2 separate regions of the Homo sapiens genome follow, and region 2 is linked to region 1. The links are chromatin contacts, found by Hi-C or POLR2A ChIA-PET in ENCODE. All regions are on one chromosome and are shown on one strand. Each heading gives the region's core, a stretch centred on a gene start or an enhancer-like site at or near the end of the contact. The rest is flanking DNA. Distances are from core to core; before and after follow the strand shown. Region 1 overlaps LYPLAL1 (lysophospholipase like 1). Region 2 has its middle 100 kb from the start of LYPLAL1.

Evidence for each region. Hi-C counts contacts between places; a loop is a spot of excess contacts on that map. ChIA-PET counts read pairs that join two places held with the same protein, here RNA polymerase II (POLR2A). Pooled maps may share reads with other maps.
Region 2: a loop to region 1 is called in a map of endothelial cell of umbilical vein, with 6 times the contacts of the local background. The contact joins two enhancer-like sites. A Hi-C loop is called at or near these places in 1 of 168 maps with a recorded cell type or tissue (endothelial cell of umbilical vein) and 1 of 50 pooled maps. POLR2A ChIA-PET finds 5 or more read pairs at or near these places in 2 of 52 experiments (activated CD4-positive, alpha-beta T cell and endothelial cell of umbilical vein).

Annotation. Positions count from the first base shown.
Region 1 is chr1:219,186,873-219,192,278 of GRCh38, reverse strand. The region is part of intron 2 of LYPLAL1 (lysophospholipase like 1); the gene reads right to left. Among named protein-coding and RNA genes, the nearest start is that of LYPLAL1, 16 kb to the right of the region's middle. Within about 2 kb of position 3,823, at least 4 of the 41 ENCODE cell types and tissues checked have a DNase peak (open chromatin) inside an H3K27ac peak, as active enhancers do; they include endothelial cell of umbilical vein, where a contact is called at or near this core.
Region 2 is chr1:219,275,904-219,281,773 of GRCh38, reverse strand. It overlaps a transcript of LYPLAL1 not described here. Among named protein-coding and RNA genes, the nearest start is that of LYPLAL1, 100 kb to the right of the region's middle. Within about 2 kb of position 2,358, at least 2 of the 41 ENCODE cell types and tissues checked have a DNase peak (open chromatin) inside an H3K27ac peak, as active enhancers do; they include endothelial cell of umbilical vein, where a contact is called at or near this core.

The DNA.
Region 1 (5,406 bases), core at 2,574-5,073:
AGCATGAAATGTGCAGCTAAATTGAAAAACAAAAATAGACGGCTAAAAGACAACAGGTGAGACCTGAACATGCTTTTGTACTTCTTCTCTAGTGAAAAACCCAAGTAGAACCTCAGCATATTCAAGGAGCTAGAAATATTCAATTGTCATTGGCCTTGGGATGCATACAATCTTTAGGACCAGTGGGTGGTGCTGGAAGGGAACAAAATTACACCATTTTTCAATATTGATCATACCACCCCAAAATAAATGGACATCCACTTAAGGGGCTTGAACGTCAAGGTTATATTTGGAAAGTTTCTCAGAGAAACTAAAAAAAAAACCTGGAAACAAGAAAGTTGAACTGACTAAAATTTAACAAAAATTCATATACGGGGATCTTTTATTTACTCAAATAGAATCATATAAACATTACTTTGTAACACATTTTCTAAAATTTAAATGGATATGATGAATACCTCTGAAAGTCAGTACATAAAAACTTAAATGTTTTCCCTAAGTTTATGCAGATACATAAAATTTTTTAAATATGAGATTATATATATATACATTGTTTAGATGTTTTTCATGTCAATCTTATTCATTTTTTACCCATCTCTACATTCCTCCTCTTCTCTCCAACTCCCTCACACATCTTGTCCTTTACATTCGGTAAACTGTGTAAATGATCTGAAATATATCCTTCAATGTTATTCTTATAAATTAAAATATGCATATTTACAGGCTATTTCTTGGCACACTATTTCTTTTCAAAAATAAAGTAGTCTATCTGATTCTATTATGTGCATCATGCTTTTTTCCTTCAACAATATCTCATGGAAATCCTTTCATCAGTTACAGTTCTAACTTACCCTTTTAATGGCTATATTATATCCTATGATAAGCATATTCTGCAATTTAATCAGCCATTCCCCTAATAATGGGAATTAATTTGGTACCCAGCTTTTAGCCACTAAGAAATATGCTTCATTAAACATATGCATACGTGTTTTTATCTACTGGAACTTTTATTCCTATGGAAAAGAGTCAAGAAACAGGTTGGATTAAAAGGTACAATTTTTGTCTTAATAGATGTCTCAAAGTTGCTTCCATAAAAGTTGTAAAAATTTACCTTTCTACAGGAAAGGTAGGAAAATATCCTTTTGCCCACAGCAGTAATAGCAGTAGGTGCTGACATACATTAAAATGTTACCATTTAAGAGTATCAATTGAAGTTTTAAAACCAACTTTATTGAGGTATAATTTACATATATAAACTATATTGAACTACACACATTTTAGGTGTATAGTTCAATTACTTTTTACAATGCAACCACCATCTCCACAATGATACAGAACATTCCTTTTCCTTGGAAAATTCCATCATGCCCCTTCACGAGCAACTCCCGTAACCTTCCCAAGCAACTACTGAGTGAGACTATCAACATTGATTTCTTTTGCCTGTTCTAAAACTCCACATAAGTGGAATTGCTGACTGATGTCATTTGCTATTATTTTTTCCTATTGTCATTTCAATTTTTTTCTTGTTTAAAAGAGTACTTTGTCTATTATTGACAAATATTTGTTGCATATATTTCAGGTATTTTCTTCCAAGTCTATTTTGAATATTGATATTACGTTATTATGTACTTAAGGGTTTTTTTTTTTTTTTTTTTTACTGGACAAAAGACTCTACATTTGATATAATGTCTTTTTAAAAAAAAATTTAAATTTCTGGGTCTCTAGATTTGCTTAAGAAGCTCCTGCCAATCCATACATTTTTTATATATAGTAGCCCAGATTTTCTTTTAAGACTTTTGTTTTCATTTTTACACCTAAGCCTTGAATTTTGGGGGAATTTCATACATGGAGTAACCTAAGGATTCAAATTCATTTTATCCCATATGATAGTCAATTGTGCTTGTGCTATTAAAAGAAGGAGAGAGAAAGGGAGGAAAGGAGGAAGACACCCTTCTCAGCAAACAGTGAAATTTTATCTTTGCCATATATTTTATAGTTCTGCATTATCTAGTCTCTCTAACCCTGATTTCTGTAAGACATATGCTATATATAATGAACTGACTTCCCTCTAATACATCTAGAATGGTGCTCGTTCTATATCATACATGCAGTGGGCGGGGGAACAGTCACTCAAATAATTTTCTATGTCTTGTGATTCAGCTGAAGAGCTTTAGTTGAGAAAGGCTCTATTTTGTTCCACTAATCTCTTTATCTATTAAGTTAGTTTCTATTTAGTATCTATTAAGTTAATTATTAAGTTAGTATATAACGTTAATCATATTATAGTGGTTTTAGAGCATATTTTGAAGTTGTGTAAGGTAAGTTCCCCTCTCCTATCATTACTCTAGTCTGTGTTTTCATACTTGTCCTAGCTATTCTCAGGCATCTATTGTTCTTGATTATCCAATAAATTTATCAAAAAATTTAGTAAACTTGAAACTATTTTCAAATAATTATCCTTAAAAAATCCTTTTGGAATTCTAATTAATATTGCATTATTGTCTGAGAATTACATTTTATGACATAAACCTATGAGGAGGGCAGATTTTTGCAGACTGAGCTTTTCCTTCATTGCTCTTTATCCAGGCTTTCAACTGCTGCAGAAAAGATAAAATCTTGCACCACCTCTATACTAGGACTCCAATAAGCATAAATTATCTCACAACCCCATATGCCTTCTGACCCCAGAAGCTGTGTGGCTCTAGAAAGGTAGATAAATTAGAATCAGAAGGGGAGAGAAGGCAGAAAGCATTCAAACCTTCCTCCTCCCAGAATCCCTTCTCAAAACTAGCTTCTTAACTAGTTTTGAGTTACTCATTTTCATTACTCTGAAAATGAGAGTAGGTGCTTTCCAAATAGTCATTGTCAGACAAAATGAAACCTCAAATTGTAGTCAAACTGTCACTAAAATCACAGTGAAGTTCTAAATCAAAATATCAAAAATACAACACTCACTTTAAAATTCAAATGAGCCTATTACCCTTCTGAATTGTTCTACTTCCCTTTTCATTTTACTCTGCTATTTCTGTGTTTATTTGTCTGTCTAAATACTTAAATAAGGATGATATCATAGGCTAAAATGTGAATCATTCTGGGAACTCAGCCATTAATGGAAAAAAGTGGCATTCACTTAACTTTTTTCTTTGACAATGCCTTAATTAGAGATAGATGCTCAGCAGAAGTAGAATCCCAATGTAAGTATGTTACTAATGTGGTAGCTAAGAAAATTAAAATTCTGTTCAAATGGAGTAATTGAGAAAATTTAACGAGACAAAAATAATTTAGAACTTTCTTGCTAAGAAAGCATAAACAAGAATGTATAAATCTCCTAAAATGTTAGAATAACATTTAAATAAAATATAAAAGTTTGTTTTTTAAACAGCTAAAAACTATCACATATGTTATACTCATTCACCTTCTTCCTCAAATAAATCACTTTATTAGCTGGTATAAAACTCCTCAGACATTACCACAATAAATAAATATGTTTGGCAAAGAACATCTGTGTGGTTCCTAAGTTAATCAATCAACCAACCCATTACACATTGGTAAAATATTAAGCTAGAATAAAATGTCCAAGGTTAAAAAAAAAAAAAAGTTGACATTCAGCTTGATACCAAGTTGTTTTTGATCTGTGTTGCCTTAAAGTCATAAAATCGAAAGTTCATTCATAACCTTTAAGTTAACAAATTGGCACCAGTCTTCCTCTTTATCCTCATTTCATACCACTTCTCTCTCCCACCCTTCACTAGGTTCCAGTCACATTTGTCACTTCCTTTTCTTCAAATAGTACGAGCTTATTATTAGTTGAGTGGCTTTGCATCTGATATCCCCACTACTTAGAGGGCTCTTTGCAACATTTCTGCATGGTGGGCTCCGACTGTTCATTTAGGTCTCAGCTCAAGTGTCACCTTCTCAGGGGAGCTTCTTTGACTCTCCAACTGAAAGTATACCTCCCTTTTACCCTGCAACACACACATATACTCTCTATCCCCAGTCTTAATACCATTTATCACTATTTGAAATTATTACATTTAATTTCCCTTTTATTTTCTGTCTCTACATGAGCTCATTGAGAGCAGGGACTTCATTCTTTCCACAGATACATACCCAGTGCTAAGAACAAAGCCTGACATAGAATAGATGCTAAATATTTGCTGAATAAATTTCAGTAATCATTTGTGCCACTTGGGAATAATTTGTGCCAGCCAGAAATAACAATGTCTAAAATTATTTTATTTTTGCTCCAAATATATTTTGACTTTAACTCTTATAAAATCTACACTGTGATTTGTAGAAAACAGTCCATTTTTGTTTCTTTTTTAAAAAATCATATCTAAGAAAACTTTTCCATACTAGTACCTATTTAAACATACCTAATACTTACCAAAGAAGTACATTATTTCTTCAAAATAGCTGTTTTTAGTAGGGTTCCTTACTAGCATACTTGTAGTACAGATATACTGTTATCAGGAGAGGGCTCTCCTACTATCATGCTTCAGATAGGAATTCTAAGTGATGGAGTAAAGAGGAATTCATGGTTTACTATGCCTAAATAAAAAGTGCCTAGTTTATTTTAGAATACATATTTACTGAAAAATACAAACATGGACTTTGTGTGGAAAAACAGTGAATCTAAAAGTATAGGCACTATGCAAATCTTATTACTTTTAGAATTTTTTAAAACACCAAAAGAAACTATATTATCATATAAATCATAAATGGCTTGTTAAAAATTATTTTTAAATGGAAATTCTAATAATAAACACAAACTAAGAAAATCTCTAATTGTAAATATAGCTAAAGCATGTTATAGAAATAAAAATCTTTATTGGGCACTTCATTTAAAGAGTCCAAATTACCACAGTGAAAAAAAAAAGCAGTATTTTCCATCTAAATCAACACAGCAAACTAATTGCTGACTTTTACTGACTATGCCCCTACCTTAGCTGATTTAAAACATCTATTAAATACAGTTGAGGAAAAGGGATACCTTATAATCAAAATGGTAATTCACAATTTAATCAAAACACACTTATATGCTGTAATAGACCACAACTGAGTATATACAATAAACTATTGTTCTCCTCTTAAGCTGTTTAAAATATGGTTGACTGTTGAAAACAAAAATTATAACCTTGTTTGATACAGTTTTCAATGTATGCAGACAAAATACATATGAAAACTATAACATACACAAGATGGGGATAAAGGGACCTATATAGTTACAAGGAAAAAAAAAACAACAAAGAACTCTAAGTAGGTAAAAAAGCTTTGCTATGTATATCATAATCCCTATGGCAATCAGAAAAAAAATAAAGTAAAATGGTGTATTAAAAAACGAATAATTCAATAGAAAGTGTGAAAGGGAAACAGAGGAATGAAAAGCAGTAGACCTAAATTCAA
Region 2 (5,870 bases), core at 1,109-3,608, 91 kb before region 1:
TGACGGTGGGTGTGGAGGGACCAGCATAAGTTTGACAATTGGCATCCTGGGAGCAGGTGAGAGGGTATGATTGAGGCGAGACACTTTTCATTCTTCCTAGACTTCTCCCCTGTTTGGTTTTTGGAGAGAAAGAGCCTTCTCCAGTCTCACCTGCTGTGTGTGTGTGTGTGTTGGGGAGGGTGGTTCTATAGTAGTTGCTTGGCTGCATGCAGTGGAGGGAGAAACTTGGTTCCAAACCTTCTCCTGAACTCCACTTTCTTCTGAAACCAAGTCCTCCAATTCTGAGCCTTTCTGGGTTTTACAGGGTGAATTAACTCACTTATTGTTTCCTTGATAGTAAGTGCTTAGATTTACCTTATTTAGATTTTTACCTATTTTCATTTACTGTTTTCCAATTTTCAAATATATCTTTAAATCTTTTATGTACTATTGTCTTTTTCTTTATAGATTAATTATTACCTTTCTCTCTTTATTTTTATTTTTTTAAGTTACTGGCACAGGGTAGACAGGGAAGATATTAATTGCATGTGTTTACATGCCAGTTTAACTAATTTCATGCCAAAGGAAAAGATACTTTCTACATAGTGTTCTATGAATCAAACTGCCAAGCCCATCCTAATCAGGGGAACATAATGGAATGTCATCTCAATCACCCTGAGTACTTCTTTAAAACTAATTAATGAAGTCTCATTCCTTTATTATCTGTCTACTTATTTATTTATTTTTTGAGACAGTCTCACCTTGTCACCCAGGCTGGAATGCAGTGGTGCGATCTCAGCCCACTGCAACCTCTGCCTCCTGGGTTCAAGTGATTCTCCTTCCTCAGCCTCCTGAGGAGCTGGCATTACAGGCGCCCGCCGCCACACTTGGCTAATTTTTGTATTTTTAATAGAGATGGGGTTGTGCTGTGTTGGCCATGGCTGGTCTTGAACCCCTGACCTCGGGTATTTTGCCTGTCTAGGCCTCCCAAAGTGTTGGAATTACAGGCATGAGCCACCATGCTTGGCCTACTATGCCTTTTTAAAATGTTAAGAGTCCTTTTGCAGAGGGTCCTAAAAAGAGCTGATGGATGTTTTCTCAAACTGGCAAAAAAAATCAATGCATATGAGAGTAGATTGTGTTCAGTTATTATTTGTGATTTGATGCTTATGGAAATCAACTTGTACCCTTTTTCCTAGACTAAACATATATGTTGTTCAGAATGCATAATTATTAATAAGCAAATTGTTAATGTGATTCCAATAAATGTGAAAAAATTAGACATTATCCCTTCATCTCCCCTCTCCCACCTGTATATATCTCAAAAAATAGGTAAAAATATAGCGTGATGGGGGGAATAAATTGGAGATTCAAATCCTGGAAAAGCAGATATCCAGTTGTCTAAATGAGGTGTCATAAAGATATTAGGAATAATAGTGTTATAATAATAGCTTCTATTCCAACTCAAGTATTTTGTTAAGTTTTAAAAATACCTTCTTTAGGCATCAAAAAACTTTATATAATACGTATTATCTGCTTGTTTACAAGTGGACATGAGGCTTAGAAAAGTTATGAGGTTCAGTGAAGCTCCAGAAGGGTTTTGGACTGCAGTCAGCATGGCTCTAAAGCCTGCATACTTCATATTGCAGTAGAAAGCGATGAAAATGGCATTCACCTATAAACTTCTAAAAAATTTTCAGAGACTTCCCTTGAGAATTGTCTGCCTATGTAATATTCATTCTATTCTGCCACCTCATCTGGGTGAAACAAGTTGAAACGTTTGTTATATATGTAATCAGATTTTCAATAATCTTGAGCTCTCTTAAAGATATCAGCCTATTTGTAATTTCTTCTACCCCATTTTTTTTTCTCCTTTTCTGATGTGGCTTTTAGAAACACCTATGGATATTTTGGAGTCTTTTCCTTTATTGAAAATTAAAATATGACTGGCTAAAATATGACTCAGAGAGTTTTCATTTGAAGGACGTGTAAATCTCACTGTGAAAAATCCTTTTGACTTTGGTTTTCTCTGCATAGTTGAAAATACTGTTGTGATAGGATGGCCATGCTACAATTAAACAAACATCCTATAAAAAATTCAACTTGTCAAAACTGGCTTGTTAAATAAGCTTGGAACCATTATCTGAACAACAAACTAGATCTGAACTTGGATAGCAGACTTCAGTTTTATGGGTCTTCCAATGATCTCATTGTTATAATAAATGAGTACATCAGGTTTCCTTATCCATCAGGAAAATCCTACACTCTGTGTTTCAGATGACTCAGAAAACACACAAATGTCTTTCATGCTGAAAGATAAGCAGGTTCTGGATTGTTTTCATCCAATGTCCTTACAGCTTCACGTCAAAGCAACATTATTCTGAAGTAAGCTCCTGACTGGGGGAAATTGCCACACCTCAGTTCATCTGGGCATTGGATCCATTACCTGATGGCGTGCCCCATTTCTTTCTTTTTTCAGAAATATGCTAAATGTACTGGCATGGAGTCATATAGGAGCATTGGTACCTACTATGCCATTCTCTCCTTGTCACAAATCCCCTGCCCACCCACATTCCTCTTCCCACATAGTCAGAATATTGCCTGGATGCAAGAACATTAACCCAACAAGTGTTATCTCTTAGCTGTTGGCGGAGGAGGCAAAAACGCACGAGCCCTTCATGCTTTTTTCCAGACTGCATTGGGAAAAGACAGTCACACGGGAGCATTCTTGATGCTGGATTCCTGGAAGGAATCCCCCTACAAGGCTGTACCTCTTTTTCATGCCCGAGGCCAGGAATTCTCAACCTTGAGGTGATTTTCCATCCCCCTACCCCTACTGCCATGGATATTTGGTAATGTCTGGAGACATTTTTGATAATCACAATTGAGGGGCACTATCAGCATCTAGAGGGTAGAGGACAGGGATGCTGCTAAACATCCTACAAGGCACAGGACAGCTCCCACAACAAGGAATTATCAAGGTCCAAATGTCAGCACTGGAGAGGCCATAAAACCCAGTCCTAGGCCAAAAGGCAAGTAGACAAGATGGCAGGGTGTCCGCCCTTCTTTCCCAATCCATGAAACGTTTTGTTGTTGTTGTTGTTGTTGTTGTTGTTTAGTGATTTTTATGTGACAAAAGTTTTGCTCAATATTGAGAAAGATAAGAAAGAATTTCACTGACTTTAGAGAGGGAATAAAGTACAGTGGGTAAGAGTACTGACTCAAGAGCCAGACTTTCCTCAATTCAAACCCCAGCCCCATCACTTATGAGCTGTGTGTACTTGGGCAAGTTCCATATCCTTTTTGGATATTTTCTCATCTGTAAAATATTCCCAGACAACCGGACATACATTGTAATCTTGTGATGATTAAATGAATTCTTACATATAAAGGCTTTAAATAGACCTGCTACATAGTAAAGGCTAAATTGTTAAATTGTTTTTTTCTCTCTCTCCCTTTCTCTTTCTCTCTCTGTGTACCACTTAAGATGCCTGGGACACATTATGAGTCCTCAGACAAAAAGAGGCTTGATTCTCTACAAAGGGGAGCAAGAGACATAGCAGCAATGTGGTTTATGGAAAAGAGTCCAGGGGTAGGTTATGTTCTAGTGTTCTAGTTTGCTTTTGTTAAGATCCTTGGCAAAATGGCTTACACAACAATCTGGGCCTCAATTTTCTTATGTGAAAAATGAGGATGTTGGCACTGGCCACATCATAAGGTTGCTGGGAAGATAAAATGAGATAATAAATGTAAAAACAATTTTTGAAATTGTGATCGGTTTGAACTTTTTGTAGAATATTTAAAGTTGTACGTTTGCCATCTTTCTGTATTCCCTCACATCTCCTCCAATACTTAAACAACAACAACAATAAAACTTCTTCTCCTTGGAAACAGTGGATCTGGAAAAGCTTAACTTATTTGAAGTCCCCAGATTTGTTTTTGGACAAAAGCCAGTGAATTGAATTAATTTTCAAAGCTTTGCTCTGATATTTAAAAAAAAAATCACAATGACAATTTCCTGGTTTTAGGAGATGAGAGGAGCTTAGGAAAAATATGTCAATTATTTAAGCCAATTTGTTAAAATGCCTTCAGATGAGCAGATATCTGAACATGGGTCATTTAGTGGTTGAGGGCTAAAGTGAATAAGACAAAGAAGATAGTGTGTGAGGCCATCAGATTCTTGTTGTTTTCCAGCTTCTGATCCTAAAATGTGGTGCTTTCCCTTATCTCCTAGTTCTGCTTGGAACTGCTGATCCTAGTATACACTCTACTTTCCACTTCAGTTCCTCTTTGTGTCATCTGTATGGAACAAGGCCCATGTTTAGATAAGTGAAATGAGTTCTAAACCCACAGTGTCTCTCTCCCTTTCTCTCTCCCTTTCTAGGCACAGGCTGTTCTATGCTCTGTCATCAAGGAAACACTTCAGCTACACCCCATTTACAACACCAAAATTGCTGATCATAATCAATGAATATTTTCAGGTCTGGGTGAAAGGTGCTGCCAAAATGCATCATAAAGGACACATCATTAAGCTCTCAATAGAAATACCACAGAAAGGGAGCATGACCCCTTGTAAAATTAATTGCTCCAATTGGGGATTACAGAAGATTAGGTGGAAGTAAATTCTACGCTGTGATTGTGGTGGTCACTGTACTGCCAGGATAAAAAGAGCCCTCATCTCTAAGGACCAGCGCCCTTCTAGATATTAGATTTGTTTTTGCCAGACCTCTGATATCTACTGCTAAAATTCTGCAGTTTGCCTCTTTGGTTATCATTGTTCATTTTTCCTTGTGAACTAGATAGGGAAAAATATGGAAGTCATTGGGGTAATTTCACAAGTCCATGGTGCAACTTAGTCTTGATGTGATAAAAGCCATTCACCACCAATCCTACCATCGGGACAATAACTGGGGTGAAACATCTCAATTTCTATACCCGAGCTCTTGTAATTCTTCATAAAGAAGGTTGCGGTGTCCCATATGTGTCCTTTGGGGGAATTTCCTCCGTACTTCTCCTTTTCCATACTTCTTTTGCAAACTGATCTGTCTAGGCATCATGTAAAAATGGGGCCAAACTGAATTTCCCATCCAGTATGCAACATGATCCCCACTCAAAGTAAAGTCAATCTTTATTTGTCGTATTCCCCAAAGGCCCAAAAGACTGTATCATTACATTTGCACAATTTACACATGGCCCACCCCCAGGGGCAAAAAGCTATGCCACATGATTTAATTCTACAGTGACTTCTCAGAGTTTCCATTAAGATATTGGAAGCGTTTTTGCTCAATTTACCCTCTGGCTGACTCAATTCTATGTCTTAGACAATGGATGCTTTTATAAAGAAACGTTCTTGGCTTATAAATCTTAATTTTTGAAAGAGTCCACTGTAAATGTAAAAATTGATTTCCTTTGCTGTTTTTTTTTTCCTTTAATTCCAAATAATGCCTTGTGTACCGCTGCTGCCTTGAGGAGCAGGAAAGCCATAATTTACCAGATGTGAAGCTATTAGGCCTTCATTTCCTGAAGCAATGAATTAGCAACTCTTTTACCCTGTCACAGAAAATTGTCACCAAAAGAGTCCAAGACACAATGGCAAGTCCAATTAATGTTTTTTTTTCTTCAAGTGGGACCAGCTGAAAGATGAAGTGACTTGAGTGAGAGGCAAATTGATTTGGAAATTACCTCGCTTCAAAGGCTGGCTGGGAAGCAGAGGGAGCTGCAGTAAACATTATTTTTATATTTGATATCATCACTGTTTCAATAATTACATTAGGATCACCCTTTTCTACTAGTCAAGGTAAAAGATCACAGATGATAGCTTTAATTTTGTTTGCTCCAATTCTCTGGAAGAAAACACTTAAATTTCACTTTTCAAGAGTAGTTAAAAGTAG